7 separate regions of the Homo sapiens genome follow, and all the other regions are linked to region 1. Evidence: chromatin loops called from intact Hi-C (ENCODE). Cell type or tissue: endothelial cell of umbilical vein. All regions are shown on one strand. Each heading gives the region's core, and the rest is flanking DNA. Links, peaks and the distances in the headings are about the cores only.

Region 1 (4,614 bases), core at 300-4,299:
TTAAATGCTCAAGAAGCCTTGAGCATTCTTCAGTCTCATACTTGAGTTGACAATTGTTCCCGCATATTTTTTACAAGCAAACTTTTTTCACAAGAAAAAAGTAGATGTAAATTTCAATTTGGCCCCTGTCATAGGGATTGCAAACTGAAATGTCTCCAGGGGCCATGGTGACATATGAAGTCTTCTTCAGTAAACATTAAGGAAACAATTGGCTGATGATAGACACTAAAGGCTGGTACTGCAATCTAGAATCATGCTTGGTCAACAATGCCTTTTTAAAAAACTGGGGATGGTTGTGGTGGTTGAGGTAGTGGAGTGGCACTGCATAACGAAACTAAAGAGTCTATAGATGACTAAAGGGTCACTCATCACAGCCCTGTTACAGTGATCAAGTAGAGTTCATAAGATCCAAATTAATGGGATATATTTTATTTCTTTTTTTTTTACTTTTGTAAATAATAATTTAAGGGTCTATATAATATTTTGTTAAGCAAAACCACTTTGAGTGATGTTTGATTCTATGTATAAGACCAGTATGTTAATATATGTATACAACTTTTGCACATATGCCTAAGAACTTGGCAACATAACTGCCTAAAAATGCAATGCAACAAAAGCTGTAACTATGACACCAGTCATATTTACAAACAAACTGGCAAGATATTGGCACATAATTCCTAATTTCAGATGGAGGAACCTTGAAAAATAAACTGGCTCAACGTGCACAACCAAAAAATGGAGGGAAACTGAAGCAAGAATTCGAATTAAGAGACTTTTTCCATTCCCTCACGGTTTGCACAGTCTTGTGGGGGAGATGGATGAATGAAGAAACACAAATAGATATGTCATTATTAACTGTAGTAAGTGCTACAAAGGAAAAGAACAGGGTACCTTTAGAGAGAATAACAAGGGGACAGAATTTATTACGTTGGCACAAAAGGAATTACGGTTTTTGTCATTTAAAAGTAACGGTAGAAACTGCAATTACTTTTGCACCAAGCTACTAGTTTGGGGCTGGTTGGTGGGGGTATGGGGAGGAGAATGGGATAGTCCAGGAGGCAGAGTAGAGCTGAGACTAAAGGATGAGTTGGAGTCAGGTGAAGAAGGTTGAAACAGTATTCGAGGCAGGGGAAACAAGTACTACAAAGCCCTGTTGTGGGAAAGGATGCAGCCTGTTTCTGAGATTGGCAGGTCTGGCTGGAGCTAAAAGGATTCTGAGGCAGGATGGTGGGAGATGAGAATGGAGAGGCAGACAAGGGTAAACAACTCAAGGCCTCAAAGGCAATGGTAACAGGTTTAGATTCTGGGACAGGTGTAATGCGAAGCCACCAGGGAGTTGTGAACAAAGGAGACCTGATTTACTCACAAAAGACCACCTGGCTGTTGAAATGTATTGGAGAGGGGCAAGATTGGATTCAGGGAGAGAAGGCAATTGCAGTGGTATGGGGAAAAGACAGTGGTCACTTGGACAAGGGAGGTGGCAGTAAAGAAAAAAGTGGCCACTTCAGAGAGAGGTTTGTAGATGAACATCAGGACTTGATGGAGAAGCTGTCAAGAAGACTTCTTTCAGCTCATTCACTGCAAATAATTAACTTGTATAATTGATCATTTTAATAGCATGCATGCATGTGGGTTTGTGTGACTGTGCATATGCATAATAAAGACATCAAATTCAGGTTTAATAGTTAGAAAATGTGAAAAATTACATTGATATAAACATATTTGCATAAGTTTCTTTTATGTCATACATGTAAAATTCCATCAAAACAATGATCATTACAATGAAATTGTATTAACTATTAAACCTGAATTTGATGTCTTTATTATGCATATGCACATGCACAGTCACACCTACACACACAATTGATTTAAAAAGAAGGCCAGGCGTGGTGGCTCATGGCTGTAATCCCAGCACTTTGGGAGGCCAAGGCAGGCAGATCACTTGAGGTCAGTAGTTTGAGACCAGCCTGGCCAACATGGCGAAACCCCATCTCTACTAAAAATACAAAAATTAGCCAGGTGTGGTGGTGGGCGCCTGTAATCTCAGCTACTTGGGAGGCTGAGGCAGGAGAACCACTTGAACCCAGGAGGCGGAGGTTGCAGAGAGCTGAGATGGTGCCACTGCACTCCAGCCTAGGCAACAGAGCAAGACTCTATCTCAAAAATAAAATAAAAATAAAAAGATGCTCATACAATGAAAGGATTTTATTCTTGTTATTTGGCTCATTTCCCACCATTGTCATCCACTGTCTGTTGATAATGAGTAAAACAGACGATGAACAAACTGTTGCTGATACAGATTTTCTTACCCTGTCTCTCTAACCACTTGAGATAGTTGGCCATTAAAACACGTATATGCATATGCAGTCACACATTCACACACAACCACCCACAACAAATTTTGATAGCTGGTAAAAGTTCTGTGCTTGAATCTACAAATATATCTGAGTGGTGGTAATTTCACTATAGTGCGACCCTGTTGCTAAGATATATCCCTCATCTAAGTACAAAGTACTAAGCCACATGTATCTCTGAAAAATTTATGCAAAATCATATTTACCAGCAGAGAAGTTGGGGGTTTGGCAGGACGTGTTCTAACCTGCTGAAATTTATCACCCGAAAAGTCAGAGCAGCTGGGGACGGGTTGTTGGCAAAGTGTCTGGTGATGCCAGCAGGAAATGACAACACCATTTCTCCGGTAATCTTAACGATACATCTGGCATATCAAAACACAGAGAGGAAAGAGAGAGAAAATCCATGTCAATACACTGAATCAAAACTGCTGTGAAAAACAATTTATGAGGCAATGTTAAATAGCAGAAGAGATAAAAGGCAGGCTCTTACAATTCCATTAAAAAATACTTTAACTTCTATTTTAGGTTCAGGGGTACATGTGCAGGTTTGTTATATAGGTAAACATGTGACTTGGGGGTTTGGTGTACAGATTATTTTGTCACCTGGGTACTAAGCATAGTATTTGACAGTTTTTTTTTTCTGAACTTTTCTCTTCTCCCATCCTCCTCCCTCAAGCAGGCCCTAGTTTCTTTTGTTCCTCTCTTTCTGTCAACATGTTCTCATTATTCAGCTCCCACTTATAAGTGAGAACATGTGGTGTTTGTTTTTCTGTTCCTGTGTTGGTTTGGGAAGGATAATGGCCTCCAGTTCCATCCATGTTCCTGCAAAGGACATGATCTCATTCTTTTTTTATGGCTGCATAGTATTCCATGGTGTATATGTAACACATTTTCTTTATCTAGTCTATCATTGATGGCCGTTTAGGTTGACTCTGTGTCTTAGCTATTGTGAAGAGTACTGCAATGAACATACCAATGCATGTGTCTTGATGATAGAATGATTTATATTTCTTTGGGAATATAACCGGTAATGGGATCTCTGGGTCAAAGGGTAGTTCTGTTTTTAGTTCTTTGAGGAATCACCACACTATTTTCTACAATGGTTGAATTAATTTACACTCTCACCAGCAGTGTATCATTTCTAACTTATCTGAGAACTCAATGGTCAGCACTTATTTTAAAAAGTGACTATTTTGTTTTATGTGTTTTGAAATGTAAGAAGAAAAGTACAGCTTTTCTCTTTCTGTAGAAGTCTATAGCTTCACCTCATGAATAGAATCCTCTACTCTGGTGGTTCTCCCTCACTTTGATTTCTGAATCTTTGGCAGCATATTTGAAGATAGTATATTGTACAATGTTATCACATTATTTCCTGGACTTGTCTTACTTAGCTCTTCGAGTAACATGAGTAATGCCTTTAGCATGTTGTTTTATGTACTCATGAGGTAAAGTTTTTGCCTTGCACTTAACTAGTTCTTCATTCCATTAATTTGTCTATTTGGTCAAAATTGTAAACTCAGTCATATAAGTTAACACAATGGGATGATAGCGTGGAAGGAAAAACAATTCTTTTTTTTTAAAAAAGGCTTTATGAAGATATAATTGATATATAATAAACTGAACTTATATACAGTGTAAAACTCCATGAGATTATATGATGTAAAATCATCATACAATTAAGAAAATGAACATTTCCATCATCCCTGAAAGTTTTCTTATGCTTTTTTGCAATCCCTTTTTGTAATCTCTCCCACTGCCTCCTTTCCCTGTCCCTAGGCAAGAGTTAATATGCTTCACTATAACTTCATTTGCAATTTCTAGAATTTCATATAACAGAATTGTAAGGTGTGTGATTTTTTGTTTCTTTCACTGCACATAATTATTTTGAGACTTGTTCATGTAGTTGTGTGCACTAATAGTTCATTTCTTTTTGTGGCTGTGTAGTGTATGGGTATACCACAGTTTTAAAAAATACATTCACCTACTGAAGAACATTTGGCTTCTTTCCAGTTTTTGCCTATTACAAATAAAGGTGCAATGAATACGCGTGTACGGGTATTAGTATGAATATACCCTGTCATTTCTCTTGGTAAGTACACAGGAGGAGAGTCACTAGCTCACATAATAGGTGTAGACTCTCAAAGAAACTGCCTAACTGTTTTCTAAAGTGGAAAATACAGCTGTGCATGAGGGTTTTAGTTCTTCCACATTCTCACCAACACTTGGTAGAACTGATCATTTTAATCTTAGCCATTCTCAT
Region 2 (4,000 bases), core at 1-4,000, 460 kb after region 1:
AGAAAACATAGTCTAAATAATCAAATTGATGTAAATTTGGCTAACAGAAATGTGAGCAACATTGCCTCACTGGTAGGCCAATATGATGAAATGATTGGAGTTTCAAAACTACCTCCTTCGATCTCCAAGTATGTAACACGAGTTATATGTTAAAACATCCTATTTTGTTTCTTTTTATAAAAGTTCTAAAAGAAATAGTACATGCAGCACACCAGGTTTTTGAAGTCCATAGAGTACTGTTTACTTCTTTATATTTCATATTACGAGGCTCTAGAGTAAACTCACCTTTACTTAGTATCTTTCTTTCACTTTTTTTTCTCGTTCTCAATCTTTCTTTTATAAAAATATTTTAAAAAGCATGCACCACAAATACTTCAGAAGCCAATGAGCCAATAGAATCTGCTGCTTTTGTTCCCTTCTTTTAGAAGCTAAGCTTTTGTAATACTTCCGTTATACTTATGATCAGGATACCAGAAAGAAAACACAACAACCAAGAGAGAAAGATTTTAAGTATGAAGCGCTGCTGGAAATAGAAAAGCATGTGAGGCATCGTTAGGTGTCAGGCATTAGGTGATCTCAGTGTGAGTTCATCTTAATTGTTTCTCCTGTGGTTTTTCTCAAATCTACTGCTACATTAGTAGGGAACAGATTTAGGAGAAAACATTATTTGGACTTTAACAAATATCATAGAACTGGTTGCATTTTGTGTGAAGAAGAATTTCAGTTCCAACAGAACTCCATGGTGTTCCTTCAAGGTGGCCCTTCCTCTCTGCAGCTCTCAACACACCAAGAAAAGTGGATGCACTGTCCTGAAAGATGAGAGGTTAGGTTCTTAAAAAACAAAAAACAAAACAAAACAAAACACCGTTGAGGAACAAAGTTGGATGCCCTCCAAAAGAAATGATTCGTGACCTGGAAAGAGCCTTTGGTTTCACACCTGGAAAGGATGTAGATTCAAGTGGAATCTATAGTTGACATTAAGAGGGAAACCACTAACATATCCGCAGGGGCCCTCAGGCGAACGTGGAGCACCTTAGGTCTTCGATGTTAGCTCTCCTGGAGTTTATTGGGGCCAGCAAGCTGAGGTCAAGCTGCACTGTCAATACAACTCTGTCTCCTGCTCCTCTTTGGGGAAGAGGCAGCATTACCCCATGTTTATCATATTCTGAAAGCCTGCACATACAATGGGCAAATTATTTAGTACTGCTTTTAATGTGGTTTTAATAGAGTGAAGTAATGCTCCAGTGTACCTTAGAAAAAAGTCACCAAGAGACATACTTTTGAGAGCCACAATATGCAAACAACACTATTGTTCTAAAAAACAGTTCTGAATAAGAGGCATGTTTATTATTCTATCTTGAAACATCTAGATAGACCTTATGACATGGCCTACCTTGTGGGTTGACTCTGGAGACAGGAGGCTGACTAGCAGCTGGGGACCTCCTGTGGAGACAGAGAAAAGAAGGACTGAGTCTGTGTATCAAAACTGCCCATTCCACCCCCGACACCCCACCCTCATGGTTACTGAGGACTTTTCCAGGTCATAATGAACTATGTAGTGACATAATGCCATCTCCGGAAGGCAAGCTCCTGTAACCCGGGTAGATGACTGCAATTCTCTCACATCCAGATGGCCTGGAATTTCCCTCTGCAAGTCCTCAGGATGCTCAGACTCTCCAGGAAGGAAGTTGTTTACTCCAGGTCCCAAACCAGCCCCCTGTTTTAAGTTTTGCTGTTCCAAGAAGCCCTGAGAAAAAGAGTCACTTGCTCAGGCATCACTCGAAATGCCAGAGTGAATCTCAATTCCTTTGGGCAGTGCTGTAAAAAGTTATAGCCAGAGGAACCCTTGGCGATCAATCACTTCAGGCCCCTAATTTTTGTACCTCAGGAGACAGAGACCTAGAGAGGTGAAGTCACTTGCCAAGGTCACACAACCACTGGGAACAGTCATCCAGCTTGCTTTACTTAGGGAACAGAATTTTCATGGAGGAACTGGGACGTCATTCTACATCATAACAAGCCTGCTGATGTCAGGGGTTAAATGAAACAAGCAAACCCATGTTCCCATAGTACTGGGGCTCCTCCTTTTTTCTTGTTTCTTTTCCTTTCTCTGCCCCTAACCTTTCAATTTCACTGCTCTTACCCTTCTTCTCATGTTTTGCAGAACTTCTACCAGACTCTCCTGTTTCCTGATGCACTGCTGGAAAACTTCTCAGGAATACTATTGAGCGGGGCTCTCAAATTTTAGGGTGCATCAGAATCACCTGGAAGTCTTATTCAGACACACTGCTGGGCCCTACCCCCAGAGTTGCTGATTCAGTAGGCCTGGGATGGGCTTAAAAGTTTGCCCTTATAAAAAGTTCCCAAGTGGTGCTGATGCTGCTGGTCTGAGGACCACATTTTCAGAAACACTGGCATTAAGGATTCTCTGCTCCACTAAGGAGTAACAGGACATTTGCAATGAGCAAGAGAGTGAGACTCTAGTCCAGTGGTTCTCAAACATGGATACGCAGCCGACTCATCTGGGGAGCTATTAAATTTCTTTTTCCAACCCTGAAGAGTCTATTTCAGTATATCCGAGATGAGGCCTGGGAATCTGTAGTTTTCACTTCTTTTTGCATTCTCTTGCACAGGCAAGCGTGAGAACGAAGCCAAATTCTAAATGACAAAGAACAGCCTGCATCGTTGTTGCTAAAGAAGAGTCTTCCTACTGGTGTGGCCACAGAATTAATTCCCTAGGTTTTTCTACTGCTCTGAATTAATCTCTGGTCCTTTAGGGACAATCTAGCTTGTAGGTACCCATACCTAGTAGCCGTAGTCTATAGACAGGGTCCACATCTACCATTAATTTACTAGCTGGGTGATCTTAGGCAGGGTACTTTTAAACTCTCAGTGGTATGAAATTTTCACATGTGACAAGAGAAGGGAAATTATCATATAGTGATTGCTTTTCTCTGCTAGGCTGTGCTAGGTATTTCTTAGCTTCCACTGGGAGTATTATCACCCCATTTTAAGGATAAGAAAACTGAAGCTCAGAGAGTTTAAGAAACATACTGACACATGATTTATAATTGGCACAGCCAGAATTCAAAGCTAAGTCTTTCTGAACCCAAAGTGCATGCTCTTTCCACTATACTATATGCTGATAACACCTGCACTAATACTGAGGGCTGTTTTTCAGGAAAATTAAGAGATTAAATTCCAAAATCCTTAGCCTGGCATTCAAAGTCTTTGCTCTCTAGCCCCAACATCCTTTTCCCAGCTTATCTCTCATAATTCCTCATTGCCTGACATTTCATCTCAGACCACTGACTGGCTCTGTGCTCTCATGCATCCTGTACTTCTCTTTTGTAGCACTTTAAAATTATAGCTTAAATAGGCTCTGTCTAGTTAGTGTTCAATACATAGTTCCTTTGATTAAATGTAAACATTATGTGAGCAGGGAACAACTTGTTTACCGCTTGATCCCTGGCACCCAGGATGGTCCTTCATATGACAAGCATTCAGTAAATACTTATTGAATAGAAGAGTGAATGAATGAGGGACAGAGCTGACTCACACTTGCCAAGGCCAAACTTGAACACTTCTTTTTCCTTGAATATGTGCTGCCCCTTTCCTGCCATTATTCAGGCCATTCATTCCCCTGTCAAGGAAGCTGTCTCCACACCAAACAATCTACCCATCAAAGGTTAAGTTAAGGTTAACTTAAGGTTAAGTTACCCATCAAACCTTCTCCAAAGGATGCCATCCTCTTAGCCAAGAATGGTCTCTTTAATCTCTCATGGTGCTTTATTTGTACCTTTAGGGTCATTTCTTCATGTTACAGTCCATATTGGCACATATTATCTCCACTGGTAATCTGTGACCTGTTGATGGCAGGATCCAGTTCTGATCTCTTTGCTTACATACTCTTCAGGTCCCGCCATATTGCCTGGCAAATAGTAGGAACTCCAAAATGTTAATAGAATGTAGATTGAATAACCCACTGATGTGAAAGTGA
Region 3 (4,614 bases), core at 357-4,356, 190 kb after region 1:
ACGCCTGCCTGAGTTACTGGCCTGCCAGCCTGTGCTACAAATTTTGGACCTGCCATGCCAGTCCCCACAATCATGTGAGCCAATTCCTTACTTAAAAATTCCTCTCTCTCTTTCTCTCTGTATGTATACACACACACACACACACACACACACACACACACACACACAATTTGTTCAGTTCTGTCTCTCTGGAGAACTCCAAGTGCTACAAGTGCACTTTCTGATTTAATTTTTTCAAACTTACATGTTTAAATTACCCATGAGAAAGACTGTTATCGTCACATCCACTTTCCTGAGGAGGAAACATGTTCACTAGCTCCCTAGAGTCACACACACAGGTTTAAGCTGGATCAGCCTGACTCCAAAGCTAGTGCTCTCATTCTCAACCTGCTGCATATGTGAAGGCTTCACTGAAGGCAGACAGTCTTTCGTTAGTCCACTTGAAAAGTCAGAACAGACTGTTTCCATATAGAGAAGGAATGGAATGGCAAGTCCAAGGGCAAGAGAATGGCAAGGAGCTCTGTCTGGCTGGGCCAGTGAGAGATGAGGCTGAAGGCAGCCTGTGTGTGAAAGCTTTGCACAGCACACTAAGGCATTTGGACTTCATCTTAGAAGCATGGTAAACAATCAAAGGCAGATGAGGAAATTGATGTCTTTTGTGGCTGTGAGGAGGATTCATTGGAAGGTGGAAGCAGCAAGGTCTGATCAGATGTGTTAGCAGGGGATGAAAGAGAGAGAACAGAGTCAAGAGCTATTTAGGAAAGACAATCTACAGCTCTTAAGGACCTACTGATGTAGGACAGGAAGGAAGGAGGAATTAGGAATTAATCCAAGCAGTGACTCTAGCTTGGCTACCTGGTAGACATAGTTCTTCAAATTAGTGCACAAGAAGGCTAAGAGAAATTTAATGGTTACAGTCAATAGCACAGGAGTAAGGTTCTACCTACAATCGGGCTTAGAGACCATTTCAGGCCATTGTTACCAGAACTGCTGCTGTGAGAAATTTTTGACATGTCATTTTTGGTGATTCACTAAGGGCATTTGTAAAGGTGGGTGCACAGGTAGATCACCTATATTCTAGTGGTTTTTTATATGTATGTTTGTTTTTGAGACAGAGTCTCCCTCTGTGGCCCAGGCTGGAGTGCAGTGATGTGATCATAGCTCACTGCAGCCTCCGCTTCCAAGGTTCAAGTGATTCTCCCGCCTCAGCCTCATGATTAGCTGGGAGTACAGGTGCGCACCACCATGCCCAGCTAATTTTTTTGTAATTTTAGTAGAGGCAGGGTCTCGCCATGTTGGCCAGCCTGGTCTATTAACTCCTGGCTTCAAGTGATCCACCTACCTCGGCCTCCCTAAGGGCTGGAATTACAGGTATGAGCCACCTCTCCCGGCCTGTATTCTGGTTTTATTCCCTGTATTTCAACTTTGGGAAACTGCTTGTGGTAAGGAATGCAAGGTAATATCATCTCATGTGCCAATTCCAATCAATTCACAGGAATTTCCTGGAATATGATGTTGAGATAGATACTAAAGCTAGGGAGAAAGATGGCTGTGATTGATTAGTGATGCCATACATGTTCAAGAAAGGGGTGGCCTAGCACATGGACATTGAGAATAAAGGATGATAGAGTATGCTTGTAACTTAATAGTATGGTGAAGAGGAGAAAGAAATCTGTAAGGCCTGTCTTCAGGAGAGGTACAGCAATAATCTACAGAAAAAGCAAAAGAGCAAGCAGTAATGTCTAGCCTCCAAAGGCTAAGAAATCCACAAGTAACACCCAATAGAACAATGGAAACTGTTCTATTTTATTATTAGTTATTATTGCCAATCTCTTACTGTGCCTAATTTATAAATTAAACTTTACCATGGGTATATAGGTTGAGAAAAAACTGTCTGAGAAAAAAACTGGCATCTGCACCACACTCTCTCAGATGTATATTTATTATTTCATTTGCTCTTCATAATGACTCTACGAGGTAGGTAGCCAGCATTATTCTCCCCTTACAAATGGGGAAGCTGAGGCCAACCGTTCCAGAACTCACTCAAGGTCACCCAGTCACAGAGGCGGTATAGTCCCTCTTCAAGTCCTGGCCCTTCCCCCCACACTGTACTGACTCACTGAGAAAATCAGGGGAGAGAGCTATAAATGGTCACATTGTATGTGTACTCAGTAGAACAATGACCCTGGGGACACATTCATTTGTGTCTCTTGGCAGTCACCCAGCCAGCCTCAGCACCTTTGAACGTGAAAAACACCATGGGCTCCAAGTCTTTGTCTATTCACAGTTTTGGAATCATTACTAAAATAAACTTTGACTTGTCCTCTTACAGAGAGAATAAAAATCCTTAGGTAAGTCTTTTCATTTGGCCTTGGTTTCTGCAACTCTAAAATGAGGTTGAACCCATTTGGTTAATCTTCAAATGATGGCACACATTATCATGTTTTCATGATAACAGCCACAGCTTTCATAAAATATCAGTGAACACCGAGCTGTCCTCCTCAGGGAAAAAAAAGGGCTTTTGTTCGTGGTGGGAACCAGGCTTTTTGATAAAACGTGTGGTAGAAGGTAAGCTGTGAAAGTTTAGAGTCCACTGGACTAGTGACATCACATCATGACGCTCTTCCTCAGAAAATTGTGGAAATTTTCTACTGAGCTACTGAAAAGAGCCCACTGGGATAAAATCCTTCTGTGTGAGGTGGCCTTCTTCAAGTTGATGACTGTTCTGAAAGATCATGACCTGATAATAAAATTAACTTGCTTAGTTCTGAAGAAGGCTTTTGAAACATCCAGTCAGATTTAAACAATCTGCTGTTTACTTGCCAGTCAGAGACCTAGGCCAAACACTTTGGATATGAGCAAGATTTTCCAGTTACGCCGTTATACAAATAAACAGCACTTAACTAGGAGTCAAGCCTGGCTGATAAGTGCTGGTTCTGCCACTAGTAAGGAGGTCACCTTGAGTGTCACTTAACCTTAGTGGGCCCTAGTTTCCTTCTGTTTAAAATAAGGATAGTAACACAAAAGTCCCTCCTTATCCAAGGTTTCATTTTCTGTGGGTTCAGTTACCCACAGTCAACAGTGATCTGAAAATATTAAATGAAAAATTATAGAAATAACCAATTCATAAGTTTTAAATTGCACACCATTTTGAGTAGTGTAATGAAATCTCGTGCCATCCTACTCCATCCTGTCTGGGACACGAATCAGTCCTTTGTCCAGTGTATCCACGCTGTCTACACTACCTGCTCTTAGTCACTTAGTAGTCGTCTCAGTCATCATATTGTTGCATATCGCAGTGCCTGTGTTCAAGGTCAATGGCAGCCTAACGCTGTGTCACAATGCATACGTCATTCACTCCACTTCATCTCATCATGTAGGCACTGTAACATCTCACATCATCAGAAGAGAGGTGCATACTGTATAACAAAATATTTTGAGACAGACACCGCATTCACATAACTTTTATTACAGCAGATTGTTATAACTGTTCTAAATTTTATTATTCGTTATTGTCGCCAATCTCCTACTGTGCCTTATTTACAAATTAACTTTACCATAGGTAAATTTAATTTTACCTGTGATAAAGGTAAAATGATCATAGGTAAAACTGATACCTACTGATTGATATCTATGAAGGTATATATATAATTATATATATAAATCATCTTTATCTCATATATATGTATAGGAAAAAGCATAGTGCATATAGGGTTTGGTAATATCTGTAGTTTCAGGCATCCGCTGGGGATCTTGGAACATATCCTCTGCAGATAAGGGAGGATTACCGTACTTATTCTTTCTACCACACAGAGACATTGCACGAATAAAATATGTACATGCTAATGTGGTATCATATACTAGACTCCATGCTTCTGAAGAAGGGGGACATTGTTGCCTTGTGTTTTGCTGCCATTTCATTGTGCCTAGTACAGCAACTGAGATATCAGAAACACTCCAGGTGTATCTGTTAGATGAATAAAGCATTTTTAAAACTTTTAAGCATGTGCAAATGTCACATAATCTTTGACAATGCCCTAAATGAGCTCAGTATTTTCCTCCTTAAATTGTTTGTTAAAGAGAAGAAACACAGGTAACTCCACACAAGCTTTCAAAAATCCTAAACCACTAGTCCTGACACATAACAGAAGTGGATATGAACCAAAAATAAAAATGAAAGTTTTTGGTATACACCAAAAAACATGTGAGTAGATGTGTAATTTTGATCCTGGAATGACACTTTCATGGCATTTACATCTTTTCTGTGAAAATGTTCAAGCCTAGAGTTGTTGCTGAGCTCTCAGCTGTAACTTTGGGCTTGGAATGGTGAGCTAAGACAAGGACATGACACTCATTCACTTATTAAATGTGTGAGAAGAATGAGCCCAAGGGGCACTGTCACAAGACATTCACAGAACGGGTATCTGAATGCTAGACTTCTGAATGCTCACCTGTCACTTGATCCATGGATCACATAAACTCATGCTGACTGACTTCTGCAAAAGGATGCCCACATGGGCAGACATTTTAATCTGTTTTGTTCACTACTGAGCTTATAGCACTTAGAATAATGCCTAGTGTGCATTCGATACAGAATATTTGATGAATAAATAA
Region 4 (4,614 bases), core at 316-4,315, 170 kb after region 1:
CAAATACCTAATGCATGTGGGGCTTAAAACCTAGATGACGGGTTGATGGGTGCAGCAAATCACCATGGCACATGTATACCTATGTAACAAAACTGCACTTTCTGCACGTGTATGCCAGAACTTAAGGTAGAATAAATAAATAAAAAAGAGTAAATGCATCTGAGGAAGGCAAAAACAATAAAACATTCTATGTTTTATACTATATTTTCATAGCTATCATGTTTTCATTATTATCCCCACATGACAGATGAAAAACTAGACCCATCGAGTGGTATGGTTAGGACTGCAATTCAGGTCAACACACTCTTAAATGGTGCTATTCCACTGGACTAGATTCTGCTGCATACGAGGATTAATATTCATTACTCAAAAAGTGATAGAAAGAACTCATCCCACAGAAAAAGTGCATTCTTTTCTTGATGGAAAAAATAAAAGGTTTTGGAGGCAAATATATAAAAGTTACCTTTTCCAAATTATTAGTTGTTATTAGTCTCTGAAACAAAAATGATGGATGGAATAAGAATCAGTGCCTAAGAAAGTTGATGGCCCCTAGGGATCACTCTTGCTCATTATTCACATCGATCTTTAAAAGATCTTATAATGCAAATAGCAAATAAACTGACAGACTGTGTTGAGGTGGGTTGTTTACCGCTAGGGAAACCACCCTGGTGTTCCTCTAAAAACAGGATTTACAGTTTCTGGTTGTTCCAACATATTCTAGCGGAATGGTTAATTTCTCCCAATAAAAGTAAGACATTAAGTGAATATATCTTTCATTCAGTGTAATGGCTAGTTTGGGTTGAATCTAACTGAAGCCGTAAGGACCTAAAATATTTTACTTGAAATAAAATTTACTATTACATGGGCTGGCAAATGAGAATGAGATGACTGCTTACAATTTACACTACACTTGATTTCAGTATTTCCTGCTTTCTACTTTCTTCTAGAAATATAACATAGTAGCATTAATAATGTTTTTCTTGAAAACCTACACTTTATATTCTACAAGAGCGAAGGCAATTCTTAGTGTACTCACCACCCAGTGCCAACACAGAGTCTAGCACAGGGAGGTGAACAAAAGTGTGTTGAATAAATGTGTAAGCAAATGATTTATTTAACTTAGAGGAGCGAGAGTCTTCTAGCTTTTGGATTCCACCGTGACCAGCTTTTTCTGGAAATCTAAGCCCAAATTTCAGAAAGTCTTTTCCAATACAACCTCCAATTTTAGAAATCTCTCTCTCTTCAGAGGTACTTTCTGCTCATACCTCTCTCACTTGGAATTTTTTTACTGCCTCATCGTTTTCATGTATAGCTCTATTGTCCCCAATTAATCTGTAAGTTTCTTGATGCCAGAAACCTTGGTTTATCCTTTTTATGCCCCTTACCCCTTAATACAACTCTAACATAATTAAGTTTGAATTTCTACTCATTTCTGATAATGATGACAGTTTTTGTAAAGACATCCCAAGAGTAACATGGTAAGATGTTTCAAACATAAAATAAATGAAAATCAGGCCATCAAAAATAAGAGCCCATATAAATGAAAGAAAAGGGATAAATTATTTCAGAATTAGTTAGAGTATTATACCTGGGCAATAAATTTGGTTACAAGTTTTCTAGCACTAAACTGAAAAGGGAGACACCCAAATTACATGTCAGATGACAATGCATTAGCAGAAACGTTTTTCCCCAGACATGGAACTCAAGTAGAAATTTACTGGGGGAATCACTGTAGCACAAAGCAAACTGGCAGTGGAGTCAGGGGGTCCTGGTTTTACATCTACTGTCTGCCCCCTTCCAGATTGTATGACTTCGGGCCAGGCACTTAAGCTCTCCAGACCTCAGTTTTTCTTCATTTGGAAAATGAGGACTGATCATTATAAGCCCCACAGGGTTATTGTAAGAAGTGTTACTATTACGCTAGTTACATAACAAAAATACTCACTAGTACTATTGCAAGCTTACTGTACCCCAGACATGAAGTTGAGGACTCTAGGTGTAAAATCTCATTTCCCTGTAAATTCCTCCTTGGGAAGGAGGGGACTGAAGTAACTACCCTAAAAGCCCACAGATAGTAGATTGTGTGATTCTTGGTGACCACTAGATCAAAGTTAGTTTCTTTACCTTTGTGTGGACTGGTGAACACCTCCTACCATTACATTTTTACAAAAAGAATAACTGATGCAGCATGATTTCCTGCTTGTATTGTCTGCTCACGACTGCAGGGCATCTTTGGGCTGTATGTGGACCAGTGTAAAGAGGAAATGGCAGATGACACAGACATCCTAACTATCTCAAGAATCACATGAAATATATGTATTTCCACGCCTGCTTTGCTTGTGTACATTTGTTTATATTGGTCAGGTCAAACCACAGCTTCCTCTGACTCAATGTCACTGAATTTTCCCTGGTTACTGGATACAGTAACATATTGCCTAACTTCATCCGGTCACTCTCTGCTTCCAAGGAGATCTTAGTTCCAGATGAGGCATAAGTCATGACAGCATTTTACCATGTTAGTGAATTATAGAAGAGTCAATGGACTGAGCCTGAGGAGACCTGAGTTCAAGTCCAGGTATGCCACTCCTTAGCCATGGGACATAGGGAAGGTCATTCTGAAATCACCATTGATAGAGTGAGTCAGCTGAACTAGTTTAGTCGTTTCCAAATTGCTTCTTTAGAGATCTGTCTCAGAGACTATTACAGCAGGGTAAGGGGAAGATTAAGATGTTTTCAACTCCTAACTTCAATCTAAGCCGCTCCAATTTTATCAGTTTTTGTTTATTGAATGTTGACTTTAATTTGGTTTAAGAAAGGGCTTCTGACCTGTTGAACTATATGATTGCTTACAGTCTGGGTTTAACAATCTCTGGACACACATCTATTCATGGCAGGACTGGCTGCCCTAGATAGGACCTCTGCGTTACAATTTGCCCCTAACAGTAAGGGATAGTAGCTTTCTAAGAGTTAAGGAAGAGACATTCATCTTTCTCTTTGCTAGCTTCTGAAAATAAGTCAAGTATTTCAAATGATATTCTTTCTCTTCAACTACCACAGGAAGACATTGGTTAGAAGGGAGATCAGATGAACTGGGAAATTATTTACTGCTTCCAGCAAATTACTTGGGTGGAGGGGGGTGGGGGAACAAACTCTTTCTCCCCTTTAGCACTGCTGGGAGGAAGTAAACAAAACATTCCATCCGATGTGATTCAGAATTTCCCAGCTGCTAAGCCAATCAGCCTGCTGGAGAACTCTAAATCACTAGCACTTTCCCAAAACATCATCAAAGCACAGTCTTCCCTTGTGAAGAGATAGGAGCCGAGTGGATGGAGAGCCAGGGTCACAGTCAGGAGATCTGGTAGTTGTCTTTCTTCCCCTTCACCTTGGTGGAATCGGGCAAGTCACTCTCTTCTCTTGTCTTGGTGACCAAATCTGTTAAAGGAAGGCTCTGGACTAGATTTGTGTCTTGAAAGTTTCTTCTTGCTGCAACATGGCATGTTCCTCCAAATAACCCGGGAGTCAGACAGAGGGACAGCTCCAAATCCTCTGGCCTTATGTAACACTTTGCAGTATTAAAGTAGAAGTACCTCCCGTGCCGGCCCTGAGACACACTGACCCTCCCCTATTATCCCAAGGTTTACTGGGTGGGTTGTATCCCTCTTAGGCATCTCTTGTTCAGATTGTGTATTTATACCAAATTCTTGATGTTGTGGTTTTCCTCTTGTAGCTGATTTTTTTTTCTCTTTCTACTTCATACTAATGTTTCCAATAATTCAGGGCAATGCTCTTGCCTCCCTGTTTTTTTCTTCAATTTCTTATAAATACCACATGCAAGAGAGTGTGAGTAATAGATTTTAACAACAGCAACAATAAATATGGAATAACAAAGGATTACATTACAGCAAGGCAGATAACATTTTAAACATTTCTATTCTTAAAAATCACAGGCCATTATTATCACAGAGAACCTTTCACCTGCCAAATTGCCTGGCCCCTCTGTGCATCACCTTGTTCCAGAACCTTGCTCATGCTCCTCCTTCCCGTGTCCCCTCCTGGGCAATTCCTAAATACTTAAAATTTTCCAACTTCCTTTTGTAGAGCAATTCAATTTTTTCTTTCCCCTTGATTTTCCTTGGCTCTGCCCAGGGGCAAGTTTTCCACATCTAAGAAGGCCCAAAGTATTTTTGCTAAAGAAAAAAACCAAAACAAATAAACAAATTGAGCAAGAAGTTTCGGTCCTAAGCATATTCTGCCGCTGGTGGTAAAATACTTTGCCACCCCTCCTTGGTGAATGGAGGGAACCTACCCACTAGTCCTCTTTGTCTTTTCTCAGCTTCGTGCTTCCACTGCAGTCTCTATCCCAGTCTTTATTGTTCATATACTCCCTCTTTTGCATTCCCCAGAATTCTTCCCTGCTATTGTTTCAATCCCTTCTAAAATTCTATCAGATAGAGAATTTCCCCCCTTTGCAGAGAAGAATTTTATCTCCCTGAAACCCTCATCTAGCAAATATTCTTCTTTTAAAATTTCCTCTAATATCTATTGCATTTGGAAAAATGAAATGAAAAATTAAAACTAGCTGTTGTGCAGAGTCTAGATTAGAAGTTGCCGCTC
Region 5 (4,614 bases), core at 311-4,310, 53 kb after region 1:
GTAAATATGATTCAACACACAAACCTCAAGCAGCAACTACGTCCTACCTCCTGTACTAGGAACTAGGGTCATAGGGTTGAATAAAAATAGTCTTTGGCCTCAAGGGATTTATGACTGACTGAATGAAATCATGTCCGCTGACAGTTACAGTCGAGGGTTTGATAACGGAAATCACAGGTTGGGTGGGGGCTCCTGTGAGGGGTTTTTAATCCAGTCAGGATCTTAGTGTCCAGATTGAGTTGGGAAAGATTTCTCAAAATTATATTTCTTAAATTTTAGTACATTTTTTAAAGTTAGAAGCAAACTAACTGCTTGGGTCAAGGAGGAATGAACAGATTCCTTTGACAAAAATTACAGCCAAATCAAGTATCATGGTCCCTACGAAGAGATTCACCCTTCTGAGCTGGACTTGTCACTTTGTGGGCAAAGTTTGGAATTACTGTTTCAACTGGTTCATTTCTTCTTCCTCTTTCTTTAAGTGTATGTTTTCTTGTCACTGGTCCTATCTGGTAGATTCAAAGAGTTCACACTAATTTCACAGGCCATCCCAAAGTTTAGCTGTGAATCTGAATGCCGTCCAATCTCTCATAACCTAAACGCAGAGGGAGGCAGGTAGGCACATGGCTGGAGAGCGCTTGCTGGTACCTTCCACTTGCCTAAATTAGGAAGAAGCTTTTTCTGTCATTCCTCCCTCCTCCTCCCCTTCCCGTACTTTATTTATTATTTTTAGGTAGCATCCTGTTCTTCCACACAATAAGTATGACTAACAACCCTCATCCTAAAGCCTAGGAATATGTGGTTCTTAATCTTAATTATGAGCTTCTGAAAGCTACACCTCTAGTGGACCATATTTTCCCACAGAAGTTAAGAGTCAATCAGGGGCTCTGCTCCTGATTAAGGATCTCTGCCAAAAATCAAGGTCATAATCAACAAAATACCATAAAAACAAATAAAATACTGTAAAAGCCTAATAAGCTAAAATAGAAAACTTATGCTGCAACTACAACATGAGCAGAATGATATAATGCACATCAATTAAACAACAGCCTGTGCTGTGCTAAGTGTAACCACAGCACGTAAGACTCACAGCTCTGAAATACCAATAGTTAAAACCAATACATCACCTCCATAAACAATTCATTTACTTTCTTGGCATTTAGGAAAGGGTTTTCTAGGGATCACTTGCATAGCTCAGGTCTGTAAAGAAAGCTTTTCAAGGAAGTTACAGCTTTTTCACTAGTTTTGTTTTGCAGGGGAAAACATTCAAAATCATGCCACTGTGGTTCAAATATTTTAAAAATACATTTTTCAAAGTTCAGAAGTTTTTAAAAAATTGTTGATAATGATGTTTTTCCTATCCTGTTTAATGAGGGAAATATCTTTGGAAAGGCTAGATCACACGGCTTTATAGCAATAATATTTCCAACAAACAACCTCTTGGCCTTTGATTATGAATCCCCGCGGTTAATTCTCATGATCACCTTTAGGCACCAAGGCGTAAGCTCTGGAGATGCTGAACTGGAAAAAGTATTGGTTGGTCTGTATGTGAGCCCAAAGGAGTAAAAACATCCTCTGCATCTCTCTCCTCCCCAAACACCTTTTTTTGAAAAGAGTGCTTTCCACAGGCATGCTTCAGAGGCAGTCTACTGAAAAGGGAATTCAATAAATCTTTAAGAAGGGTGGCTTTACCTGATGAACAATCCATTCAGTCCAAATAGCCCAACCCACCACCGGTGAACGGCTATCTGGATCTTCAGGACCTCCTTTCCCAGACGCCTGGGTCATGCTGGAAGAAGCCAGACTGATGGCAACTTTCACATACATTTACTCTGATCTACTATCTCAGCTTCTCTCTACCATATAGCCTCAGTTCTCTTGTTCCCCAATTGTCACTCTTTCCTATCAATGTGTCCTTTCTGTCCTGTGCAGCCTCAGTTGCTCTATAGGATGAGCAGAGACCGTATTAGACTTGTTCACCTCTGTGTTATATGATAGCCTAATGCCTGGAATGCAGTAGTTTCTTTAGCTCCCTTGCTTCTTATTCTTACTTACGTACAATGAATAAATGAATGAATAAGCATGTGGGATTTCAGAAAAGGCTATGATTCAAGGTTAATAATTTGCTTTATTATGTTATTTTCTTCCTGTCTTCATAACCTGCCCTGAGTTCTTTAACTTGAAAGCCTGTTAGAATAACATCTCTTCTTAATATTATTCAGTTCTAATGTTGCTTACATAGACTTTTTAAGAGTTGCCTAATTTCACTATGCAGACAGACACTAAAATGAGTCACTTATTTTTCCAGACAGAGCAGACACATAACTTACTTCCAGTGGGAAAAGGCCTTGTTAACTTTGGCGACTCCATGCTTGGATTAATTGGTTGGCCTGAACCCCATATCTCAGGCTGATCTAAAAGAACTGGAAACAAAAAAGAAGATTTCCCAGGGTGAGTTAAAAAAAATCCCCATACTTTAGAACTTAAAATTTCGATTTCAAGTTGAGCTTTACAAAATTATTTTCCTCTTGTCTCAGTACTAAAAAATTAACTTAGGAATGTGCTGCTCCTTATTCTTTTCAAGCAGAGAATAGAAATAGGAGTGTGGTGTGAGTGTGGGTGGGAGGAGTGTCTGTGTGTGTACATATAGCTACATAAAAACTTTCAGAGCAGAATCTGCATTTGCTTCCTGGGTGGTCACGTAAGGACATTCTGAGTATCAGTACATGTACTGGCTCTGTTTCAGGTACCCATTTGAAAATCCAGACATTAACCCCATGAACATTTGTTTTGCTGTAAGTTGGTTGATTTAAAGCCTCCTATAAATATGCTTCAAAACTGAAAACGCCTGCATTCTATGCAGTGGTTCCTATCCTTGAAGGGTCTTTACATAAACCTTTTACAGCATCATAAAAAGAAACTAAACTATCCTAAAAACACTTGGTGAATATGTTAAGAGAACCAGAAAAATGAGTGCTTAGGCACCGAACATAGGGCAATTAGGTTTTGGGCCTAAGGACACTGAATTTAACATTTCTTCTCTTTCTTTTTGCTTCCTGTTCTGATTATTAAAAATACCTATGATAATGCAAATAGTTAGTGCTTCTCAGTACCTATCCTGTGGCAGGGACTATGCAAGTACTGCTGTAATTCATTATGTTGTCTAGGACAGGCTGGGAAGTCAGTTGGATGTGGTTTGAATCTATCCTCTGCACTGACCGTAGGACCTTGGCAGGTTGCTTAACCTCTCTGCGCTGCCTTCCTTTAGTGTAAAGTGGAGATAATAAAAGCAACCTTAGAGAGTTATGAAGAGGATTAACAGAGGAAAGATATATGAATAGAGTATATATAAAATGTCTATAAAACACGTATCACAAGGCCAGTAGCTGTTACTGTCTATTTGAATACTCTTACCACCACTATGTGGTTGATACCAGTTCCACTTATGGGAGAGGAAAATAGTGATAGGAGTGGTTTAATGAGGTGTCCACGGTAAAAGCAGAAGAGCTAAGATCTGATGTAGCAGACTTTTAACTCTAAAATACATATTTTTTCCCCAGACCATTTCAACTAGTGATAGAAAGATCTTTCTAGGCCAGGCATGGTGGCTCACAGCTGTAATTCCAGCACTTTGGGAGGCTGAGGTGGGAGGATTACATGAGTCCAGGAGTTCGAGACCAGCTGGGCAACATGGTGAAACCCAGTCTCTACAAAAAATACAAAAATTAGTCAGGTGGGGTGGCATGTGCCTGTGATCCCAGCTACTCTGGGGGCTGAGGTGGGAGGATCGCTGTGGGAGGTCGAGGCTGCAGTGAGCTAAGAACTTGCCACTGTATTCCAGCCTGGGTGACAGAGTGAGATTCTGTCAAAAAAAAAAAAAAAAAAGAAAGAAAAAGAAAAAGAAAAACAACGAAAAAGAAAGACAGAAAGAAAAAGAAAAATCAATCTAAAGAAGAATGAGTAGATACAAAAGGGAAGTGTGGGTATCGAAAAAGCTAGTGTGATCGGTGCAAAGGCAGGAACTTTACAGAAGTTCAGGGGCTGAAATCATCTAAAGAACAACTGAGGCCACAGTCATGGACAGGTCTGGGTGTGTATCTCCTCCCCACCACAAGCCTCAAAGGTGGACTTCGCTCTGTTTTAACATGAAAGCAAACATTCTCCAAAGATACGAAGCAGCATTTTCTTCATGAATTCCATGTGGAACACAGCTATGATTTTTAAGAATGATTTCTATGTTTTACATAAAGTTTTCATATAGTTATGGGATTCCTTAAACGGGCAGATGTAGGTGCAACAAATCAAATCCCGTCTCCAGTCACCATACGATATGTCATTAAGAGTGAGATTGATCACAGATGAGTTAATAAGGAAACTGATAGCCTCACTGCAAGGCCACCTTTACATAGGGATTCTAAGTTATGGACATTAAAATCATTAAGGAGTATTTAGAAATGTTCTTTGTACAGTTTCCTAACAAAATCATTGAAAATATTCAGGTGTGGCTGACTGCTGGCTATCTCCCAGAATTCATTCTCCAGTTCTTCTATAGTAACAGAATTTTAGCTGGCTACATAGCACCAAATTCTCTCCAGTGGGGTTTGGCAGGAAGTGACT
Region 6 (4,000 bases), core at 1-4,000, 380 kb after region 1:
GCAATGCTACCAAAAAACATAGTCATCTTAAGGCAACCATAAAACACACAACATGGCGAAGTATGCAAATGGAGGTCACTTAGTGTCAGAAACTAACCTAGTCCTTTAAATGTTGCTTAGCAACAACTGTTGGTTTTCCTCCTCCATAAGGGAGGGCCCAACCACACTGATGTGAAAGCAATCATTGCTCTCATCAAAAAGCACTTATGAAGGGCCCATTTATGTTGGGCTCTGTACAAACTAAGAAAGGCAGACATGGCCTTCAAGGAGCAGACGGCGGGGGGTGGAAGGGTATCTTTTACATTCTAGTATATGTAGAGTCCAGTTAGTATGACTAGTGTTTAACTGTGTGATGAGACACATTAAGAAATAGAATAGATATGAATTATGTTTGAAGTTAAGCCTGAGGAGACAGTTGAGGAGCTAGGCTTAGTTGGGCTTTCAGCATCTGACTCCCACATGGGAGTGTTTCTGTTGAGCCAGAGGCAGCCACAATGTAGTAGACAAATCTTGACTTTTCATTCTCAGCTCTCACTCTCCTGTGTAGTTACATCACCTCTCATGTGTAAAATGAGAATGATCAACCCTAACATTTCATACTTGTATGATAAATTCTGTGGCTGCCTCCTACAGTTTGGACACATTATTTACCAGCAACCAAGACTTCCCAGAAAACAAAACTCCCTCTACATGACTGAGGAAAACAACTCAAATTGAAAATGCTTCAGACCATAACAAAGGAAGGGAAGCATTTATCATCCCTCAGAGTTTCATAGTGTAAGACTTTTGGAATCTATTTATTAAGTTACACGTTTCATCCAGACTCGAAGGTAAAATAGCTCCTGGGTAAAACTGTGTCCCAAGGAGTTACTGGATTGGAAGGAAATGGGCATTATTTACTTTATTAAATTCAGTAGAGAAATCCACAAACAGGAACACATTATTTTAAAGATAAATGTGTCTCTACCATCTCATGTACACAGATACTATTTTCCCTAAGAATCTGCCTTCACAGGAAAACCCTGTTACAGCCTACCTAGAAATAATGTCCCCAGAGGAAATGGCCAATGCCCCTTTTCAACACAGACAAGCAAAATTTGTGAATAAACTCTAATAAAAAATTCCTCCGATGCCTTCTTAAGCTTATGCCCAACATTAGATTCACATACACTGCTAGAAATTGCTTCTATTTTTTGAAAAGGGAAGAAGGTATATTTTCTAGATATGTGATTTAATATTATTGGCCTAGAATATACCTTTTCTATAAAATTGTCTGATTTTTGGAATAAGTTCCTTTAATAGTGAAAAGTTATTTTAAAAGTAGAGAATAGGTAATAAAAGCTAAAATTCAATTACACTTGATAGGAACATTTTGTTTGATGGCTTCAATTTTTCTTTAGTTTTAACACTGCATACAGAGATTATTTCTTCTGAGCCAGTTTCTTCTGAAGTGATAGGACACTTCTTCACTTTTCTATATTTCTCATGGGAGAATTAGTTTGAGCTTTATGCAAAGATCCGCAGGCAAGATAGGCACTATCTTGGTAATGAGTTCTTAGTTAAACTAATCACATAGGAGGAGTGAACTGGAATGATCGCAGGCTCTTCTCAAATCTAAAATTTGGGGATTTTATGTTTTTGAGAATAAAACAGTCCAGAATAGTGATAACACAGGAAGCTAGTATAAAGCCCATGAAAGAGCTTCTTCTAAGACTAATTTAGGCCTGTTGAGGGTGACCTGAAAATCACTTAGGAGTGACTCCTAAGTGATTAAAACTATTCTTCACCCTATCAAAGACTAGCTAAAGCAGGTACCTTCCTCTCATGGATAACCTCAGGATGAGGTCAGTAGGAGAAAACTGTAAGAACAGAGAATAAAAAGGTGTCAAAGAGAGGAAGGCAGCCCCAGCAGTTAGTTACTCTTGTGGGTGGCCGTCTACGCAGGAGCCCAGCTGTGAGACAGGCGCCTTATTGTGTGGGATCTTCCTGTTTTTGCAGAATGAAACAACTGCCGAAGTCATTAAAGTCACAATGACTTTATTAGGGACTAACTTTTGACTCATGTTTTATACTTTGTTAGTCATAACTTAAAAAGAATTCCCGGGCATCAGGAAAGTGAAGGGGCTGAAAATTCCTCCTGAAGGCACAGAATGCCTTCAGTGCATTCTGTGCCTTCAGTGGTAGAAAGAAGTCGAAACTGCAGTGGTACAGTTTAGTGAGAAATGAAGTAAACAGAGTCTGTCCCTGTCTTAGCTCTGGCCCTAAGCAAATATGTAATCTTGGGTAAGCTGAATTAACTTCTTGGGGCTCAGTTTCTTTAGTGGTAAAATGGCTAGCTTCTAATCTTCCTTTTGACTTTCAGGAATTTTGCATGGGAAGAAATGAAGACCCAAAGAAGTAAAGCAAATCTAAGTTTTAAATGAAAAAGAAATAAACAGAATGAGGGATATAGTGTGCTTGTCTAAAACTCCTTATGAAACTAACAATTTCCACAATTCTTAACATTTCAGATTATTTGACAATGTGCATCTCATCTCTTCCCTCCTTTTTGTGTTTCCCTATAAACTCTACCAATCATTTGAAACTTGATGTCCAGTTTCTTTATTGACAGGTTTGTCTTATTTGAAAAGCAAGTGCAATTGAATTGAGTTGGTAACATGGTCAAAGAAGTAATAATGGACATGCAATTGTCCATTAACGTCTGCTTAATCAGCTAGTGTTCCATAATGGGTCATCTTAGCAAACAAGTTCTGCTGTACTAACATCTGCAGCAAACCTTTGGTGTGCCAGGGAACAAACACAGTGAGATCATTCTCACTGTCCATGTGCCAAATCAGAAAGAAACTCTTCTAAACATGTTAGAATTGAGTGCTTCTTGTCTTAACTGCTCAGCAACGTAGTAATCAATAGGTAAGTATACAACGAAAAACAAGCATGAATATATCTACCATTATTCTGCATCAAAAATTATGATGAAGCAACAATAGAATCAATTCTACTTGCTAGTTAGAGGACAAGTCTCTGCTCAAGTGACATATTAAAAGGCAAAGCAGGGAAAAACCATTAATGCCTTCATACAGAATTGAAAAATATCAAAAGATCAAACAAATTTGAATATAGCTGCTCTATAACTAATCTCCTAAATGAGATTAGGGCTTGAACAGCTCCCCAAATTATTACATATTTCTTCCTATCTATCTAACCCTTTTCTGCTGTCCATTTTTCTCAGAATTTCTGAAAACTTCTCAAGAGATGATATAACACACATTATTGGAACACTAAAAAATTGACGTTTCCTAGACCCAAAGTGATTCCCATAAGAATGTTTATAGCAATTTCTCATGATCCAACATTCTCTCAACTCTGAAAGTTGCTGCAGTGATGTAATCAAATGGACAAAAGATACTGTAACTATTTATACCTAAAGACTGATACATTCACTATGCATTTTAAACTATATATATAATATTTATAAACTATATTATGTTTCCACATATATAAGGTTGCCAGATTTAGCAAATAAAAATTCGGGGCACCTAGTTAAATTTGAATTTCAGATAAAGAAGAATTTTCTTTATCTTTTTTTTTTTTTAACTGTAAGTATGGTCCTGATATTGCATGTGCAAATAGCCTATGAAGAGATTGGATTTCCAGGCCATACACTCATTATATATGTTAAGTTTAGGGGCACTGTATATTTTTAGATAATTTAAACTTTTCAAAATTTTCTTTTTGACAGAGGACTTTTCTTCCAATGAGAAACGTAAGACCTAAAACTGTTCCTGGAGCATCACAATTTCATTTCATATACTTGATCCTTCCCTTTTAATTTGTCTGTTAATAGAGAAAGACAAAAAAAGGAACTTTGAAGATTTGAGATGATGATCTGATAATTAAATTTAGCAGAAACCTTTTTCAACAGATGACAAAAATCATCATAGTAACTGAGAAAAATCAAGGAATCAAGGTACATTATTCAGTCACTCTTTTGTTTTTCCTT
Region 7 (4,614 bases), core at 383-4,382, 200 kb after region 1:
TATTATATTCCTACTATAAAAGCTGAGCTTCTTCACTATCTCCCAATTTTAGGTTGAAGGGGAAATTTGTTTATATTTTAGAAAGAGAAAGAAGACAATGAGAATTGAGTCACAAAGAAAGGAGGAAAGAAAATTAGCATTAAAATATGGATCCAGATTTGTGTATGTGTTTGTGTATCTCCAAGGTAGTGCTCTTAACATGACAATTGACTCTGCCCCTTTTGCTATCCCCACTGAGGTAATTCAGTGAATGTAGATGGAAAAATATGTTGCCCAAGTCCTGGAAATTGGCAAGACTGAAAAATTGGAATTCCATGAGATGATATAGATGAAAAAGAGATACATATATTTGTGTGTGTGTGGGTTCCCATAGTTACTCTATTCCTGGCTGAAATAAAAGAACTCCAACTTCAACTAACATGGGCAAAAATGGAATTTATTGAGGTAGCTCATAGAATTATAGCAAGAACTGAACAGCTGAGGGAAAGCAAGAACCAGGACAATCCAGGAAATTTTGTTACCTGAACCAAGTACTCAGAACTCTCTCTGTCTCTTCCAGCATGTCATCTCCTTTTCTCTTACTAATTTTTCTCCACATGATCAGGCCTGACCATTAGCATCCTCTAAGCTCACCTCTTCACAGATTTACTAGGCTAGATCTCCTTCAAAAAACTTCCAGGGAAGGACTGTGGTTGACCTGGCTTGGATCATTGTTCACTTTTCAAACCAGTCACTGGGGGCCATGTTGATGAGTTCTCATGATAGATTTTTTTTAAACCAAAACTTACATTGGACTGTCATATGCTGACTACTGTGCCTATGTATGTGTGTGTGTGTATATATATATATGTGTATATATATGTGTGTATATATATGTGTATATATATATGTGTATATATATATGTGTATATATATGTGTGTATATATGTGTGTATATATATGTGTATATATATGTGTGTGTGTGTGTGTGTGTATACTATATATATATACACACAAGTTTCTATGGCAAACAGAACCCATAATATGATTGTATCCAGAGAGAAACCAGCAGAACCTGTAGTCATGCTCCTGTTTCCCTGGGGGGAAGACTCTATGTGCTGGCCCACTTATGCCAAAGACAAGACATGCCCTTGTATGCTTTTCACCCATTGGACTATGAGCATCCCAAGAGCCATGTGTTCATAGCTACATGAGTGCTGAAGGAATTTATATCAGCTGGGAGTACTGCTTAATCTAGACCTACATTGATAAAGATAAGCAGTAACACTGAATCTATGAGAAAATTCAACAGTTTCAAAAGAGAAGGAAAATAACTACAGCTCACTGAAGCATAGGAAATGTCCCCACCGAGGCAGAGGAAATGTGGAGAACTTGAGAGGCATTTTTCAAAAAATCTGTTTTTTAGTTTTGATATAATTTCAGAGATACAGCAGCAATAAATAAGAGCAGATTGCTGTGATAAAAGAGCATACTGAGAGCCAGAAAGAGTGCATGGAAGTAATAAAAACATTCTCATTAAACATTTAAAAATGTTATAGCTATAAGCAGTGATATAATGGGTACTGCCAAGATTGAACATTGATAGCCCAGTGGCTATGTGCTTGAAGCATAAACCTACAACAACAGCAACTGTCCCAAGCATAGTGGAATTCTTTCTCTCTTTGGAGAATCAAATCACTCCGATGCAATTTTGACAGCTCAAGAAACTGGAAAAAGAGAAAAAGCTCCATAAAGCTTCAACTTATGAATTATAAAACATGACAAAAATAATTAAAAATAGAATATAGCTCAATCTTACTTATGAATATTGATACAAAAATTGAAATAAATGACAGCCAACATAATAGAGCTTTTCAAGAACATTGTATATTATATTAGACTTTACTCTAAAAGTAAGAAAAAATAATTCAACATTAACAGTCTACTAATATAATTTACAATATTAAGCTTTTAAAAAGAAGCATATAATTGTCTTCATAGTTGCCAAAAAGAGATTTGATAAATTTCAACTTAAATCACTCATGAAATAAATAAATCTTAACAAAGAAAGAGATATAAAACTTCCCCAGGATGGTGAAAATACATATCTTGACCCCAAATAGGCCATTTTTTAAATGGAAACATAATGAAAACATTTTCATTATCAAGAATAAAAATAAAAAATAAGACAATTGTTCTTTATCATCACCGTTATTTAATATTTAATACTATTTTATGGATGCTAGCCAAAATATTAGGAAGAAAAATAAATAAAATTGTGTCAGAGACAGTGGTACATGCTTATCACACCACTTTCTCCATCTGGATACACAGGAAGACTGTATTTGTCAGCCTTCCTTGCAGCTGGATGGAGTCATATGACGAAATTAAGGCCAATGGAATTTTTCAGGCCTGGCCTTTACAAACATCCTGCATATTCTCCATACCTTTCTTCCCCTTCCAAATTTCAGAGAGCTGCCTGGTCCTCATCAGACTTTGAATGTGTGAGAACTAAACCTTCATTATGTTAATCTCTATATTATGTACATAAACATTTACATATGTATGTATATTATACATGTCTTAGTCTGCTTGGTTACTATAACAAAATGCTATAAACTGGGTAGATTATAAACAACAGAAATTTATTTCTCACAGTTCTGGTGGCTGGGAAGTCCAAGATCAAGGCTCTGGCAGGTTGCGTGTCTGATGAGGGCCTAGTCTCTGCTTCCAAGATGGTGCCTTGTTGTTGCATCCTCCAGAGGCAATGCTATATCTCAGATGGCAAAAGCGGTGCAAGGGAAAAAGGGCTGAATGTTGTGTGGAGCCTCTTTTATAAAGGCCTTAATCTCATTCACGAGGGAGGAGCCCTCATGGCCTAATCACTTCCTAAAGTCCCAATCTCTTAGTACTACTACATTGGAGATTAAGTTTCAGCATGAATTTTTGACAGGACACAGACATTGTGTCCATAGTAGTAACCAGTAACTTCTCCATTTTGCTCAAGCAAATTCAACTTGGCTATCTGTCACTTGAAAAGGAGTCCTAAATGATTCAGTCCATTCCAGGAAGTACTAAACGTCAAAAATCATTAATATTGAGACTTGTAAGCATATGCAAGAAACAAATGAAATGCTAGAAATAGGAGATAAAGCCAAGGAGGTGCAAGTCAGACAGTACCAAAAGTGGATTAGAGAGTGAGAGACAACGGAAGTGAAGTCATTTAAGATCATTTACTTTGAAAGAGCTCTGTGAGACCTGAAGTTCTTTTCTTTTTCAAGGTCACTAGCCAAAATAAGAGGTCAGTGGTTCAGCTTAGTTCAAAGATGTGGATGAAGTTAGAGAATAATCAGAATATCATAAAATAACATAATTTCTTTTAAGAGTCAAGCCCAAAGAAGGCCATTGTCATCCTAAAATAGTGTTTTTCACTGGTATCCACTACCTTCTTTTTAGTGACCATTACAAACTAAATAAATCATATGCTAGAACCGAGGGAAAAAAATCAAAAGGAAATAAAAGACATTTGAATACATAACATGTCATATTAGCTGAGGAACTTAGGTTATATAGAATTAACTCCTAGAAGTAAAAGAGTCTTGACTCTTGGTATACTTAATTTCAAAAGGATAATGTGTTGATGTTTAGATTAGGAGATAATCAATCTTTGACAATGAACTGCAGAGGCAGTACCATCTTCAATTATATGGCTACTTTTATTTTTATTTTTTTTAAAAAAAGCTGTCTCGCTCTGTATTTTCATTTGGAAAATATAATTGCATGAACTTAATTTTCTAACCGCATTTAACTGGGGATAAGTGTCAAGTAGCAAACCCTAAGATGTCAATAATTCATTGGTTCACCTTGTAATTGCCATAGCTACCAAGAACTTCAGTGCCTTGACCTCTGGAAGGGAGGGGTGAAGTTTGGATTGAAGCTTTATTTAGCAAATCCTTTCCATTCAAAACCCATAAGCTCCTTGTGCCTGTCAGCAACTGTCCAGAAGGGGCCTTGTCAACAGATCCTATTCAAGGTGAGGGCACTACAGAAGCAGAGAAAGGTAGGAGGAGCCTTGGAGGCTTCTGCTGTAATCAGGCCTATCACACGTGCATGTGCAGTGCTTTAATGCTCAATCTCAGCTGATAAACACACTTGTATATGCACAGTCCAGTAGAAATAAACTCCAATTGCTTCTTTTAGGTTTTGTGATTATTGTCCAGAACAAGAACAGTATCCAGTCCAACTCATTTCAAAATCTACTAACAGTATGAATAGTATGACAAAATTTGTTGAAGCCTGAGGATTTAAATGGATCAATATGTGTCTAAGCTATAATATTAATCATGCAACCTGTTCACCTAAGGCTTTAAAGATTTGGAAAGGCTTAGGGTTTATACCCAAAATATCGGAGATGCTTATACAATTGCTTTTTTTCCTTCTTTAAGAAATTGTTGTGCCCCTAGTTACTCATCTCCTTGGATCTAGGCCATGGTGAAATATTTCTAACATAAAAAGGACAAATTACTAAGTTCTCTAATCTTATCTCTTTTATAGTTGACAATTAAACCAAGTTATTAGACCCATAAAATGGAATAAGAGAAAGGTCTTGCTGAATAAATAATTTCAATTTCAGGG

The links. Hi-C counts contacts between places; a loop is a spot of excess contacts. Peaks named below come from ENCODE experiments on the same cell type or tissue, not always from the same donor. Only the 100,000 strongest peaks of a DNase experiment are listed, where the experiment ranks them.
Region 2: it touches region 1 in a loop (8-fold over the local background); 57 of 110 quality-filtered maps call a loop at or near these places.
Region 3: it touches region 1 in a loop (6-fold over the local background); 15 of 110 quality-filtered maps call a loop at or near these places.
Region 4: it touches region 1 in a loop (13-fold over the local background); 3 of 110 quality-filtered maps call a loop at or near these places.
Region 5: it touches region 1 in a loop (6-fold over the local background); 3 of 110 quality-filtered maps call a loop at or near these places.
Region 6: a loop joins it to region 1, with 7 times the contacts of the local background. A loop is called at or near these places in 2 of 110 quality-filtered maps.
Region 7: it touches region 1 in a loop (8-fold over the local background); 18 of 110 quality-filtered maps call a loop at or near these places.

The regions. Positions count from the first base shown.
Region 1 is chr1:66,727,366-66,731,979 of GRCh38, reverse strand. It overlaps SGIP1 (SH3GL interacting endocytic adaptor 1), which reads right to left. Exons shown (of 25, transcript NM_032291.4): 20 at 2,561-2,716. Among named protein-coding and RNA genes, the nearest start is that of DYNLT5, 23 kb to the left of the region's middle. In endothelial cell of umbilical vein, for the core only: no CTCF peak of the experiment used is centred there; DNase peaks (open chromatin) are centred at 2,689 and 3,029; H3K27ac peaks cover 2,605 bases.
Region 2 is chr1:66,263,481-66,267,480 of GRCh38, reverse strand. It overlaps PDE4B (phosphodiesterase 4B), which reads right to left. Exons shown (of 17, transcript NM_002600.4): 7 at 1,394-1,443. Among named protein-coding and RNA genes, the nearest start is that of PDE4B-AS1, 210 kb to the right of the region's middle. In endothelial cell of umbilical vein, for the core only: no CTCF peak of the experiment used is centred there; DNase peaks (open chromatin) are centred at 530, 1,560 and 3,440; H3K27ac peaks cover 3,533 bases.
Region 3 is chr1:66,541,183-66,545,796 of GRCh38, reverse strand. The region is part of intron 1 of SGIP1 (SH3GL interacting endocytic adaptor 1); the gene reads right to left. Among named protein-coding and RNA genes, the nearest start is that of SGIP1, 9.3 kb to the right of the region's middle. In endothelial cell of umbilical vein, for the core only: no CTCF peak of the experiment used is centred there; DNase peaks (open chromatin) are centred at 2,106 and 2,846; H3K27ac peaks cover 1,623 bases.
Region 4 is chr1:66,562,226-66,566,839 of GRCh38, reverse strand. All of the region lies in intron 1 of SGIP1 (SH3GL interacting endocytic adaptor 1), which reads right to left. Among named protein-coding and RNA genes, the nearest start is that of SGIP1, 30 kb to the right of the region's middle. In endothelial cell of umbilical vein, for the core only: no CTCF peak of the experiment used is centred there; DNase peaks (open chromatin) are centred at 2,399 and 3,209; H3K27ac peaks cover 2,938 bases.
Region 5 is chr1:66,674,810-66,679,423 of GRCh38, reverse strand. SGIP1 (SH3GL interacting endocytic adaptor 1) reads right to left here. Exons shown (of 25, transcript NM_032291.4): 13 at 2,328-2,420. Among named protein-coding and RNA genes, the nearest start is that of MIR3117, 49 kb to the right of the region's middle. In endothelial cell of umbilical vein, for the core only: no CTCF peak of the experiment used is centred there; a DNase peak (open chromatin) is centred at 2,323; H3K27ac peaks cover 1,816 bases.
Region 6 is chr1:66,348,260-66,352,259 of GRCh38, reverse strand. All of the region lies in intron 8 of PDE4B (phosphodiesterase 4B), which reads right to left. Among named protein-coding and RNA genes, the nearest start is that of SGIP1, 180 kb to the left of the region's middle. RefSeq lists enhancers at 240-289, 300-389, 1,982-2,031. In endothelial cell of umbilical vein, for the core only: no CTCF peak of the experiment used is centred there; DNase peaks (open chromatin) are centred at 659, 1,999 and 2,769; H3K27ac peaks cover 3,956 bases.
Region 7 is chr1:66,525,623-66,530,236 of GRCh38, reverse strand. No RefSeq gene overlaps it. Among named protein-coding and RNA genes, the nearest start is that of SGIP1, 6.2 kb to the left of the region's middle. In endothelial cell of umbilical vein, for the core only: no CTCF peak of the experiment used is centred there; a DNase peak (open chromatin) is centred at 2,336; H3K27ac peaks cover 2,204 bases.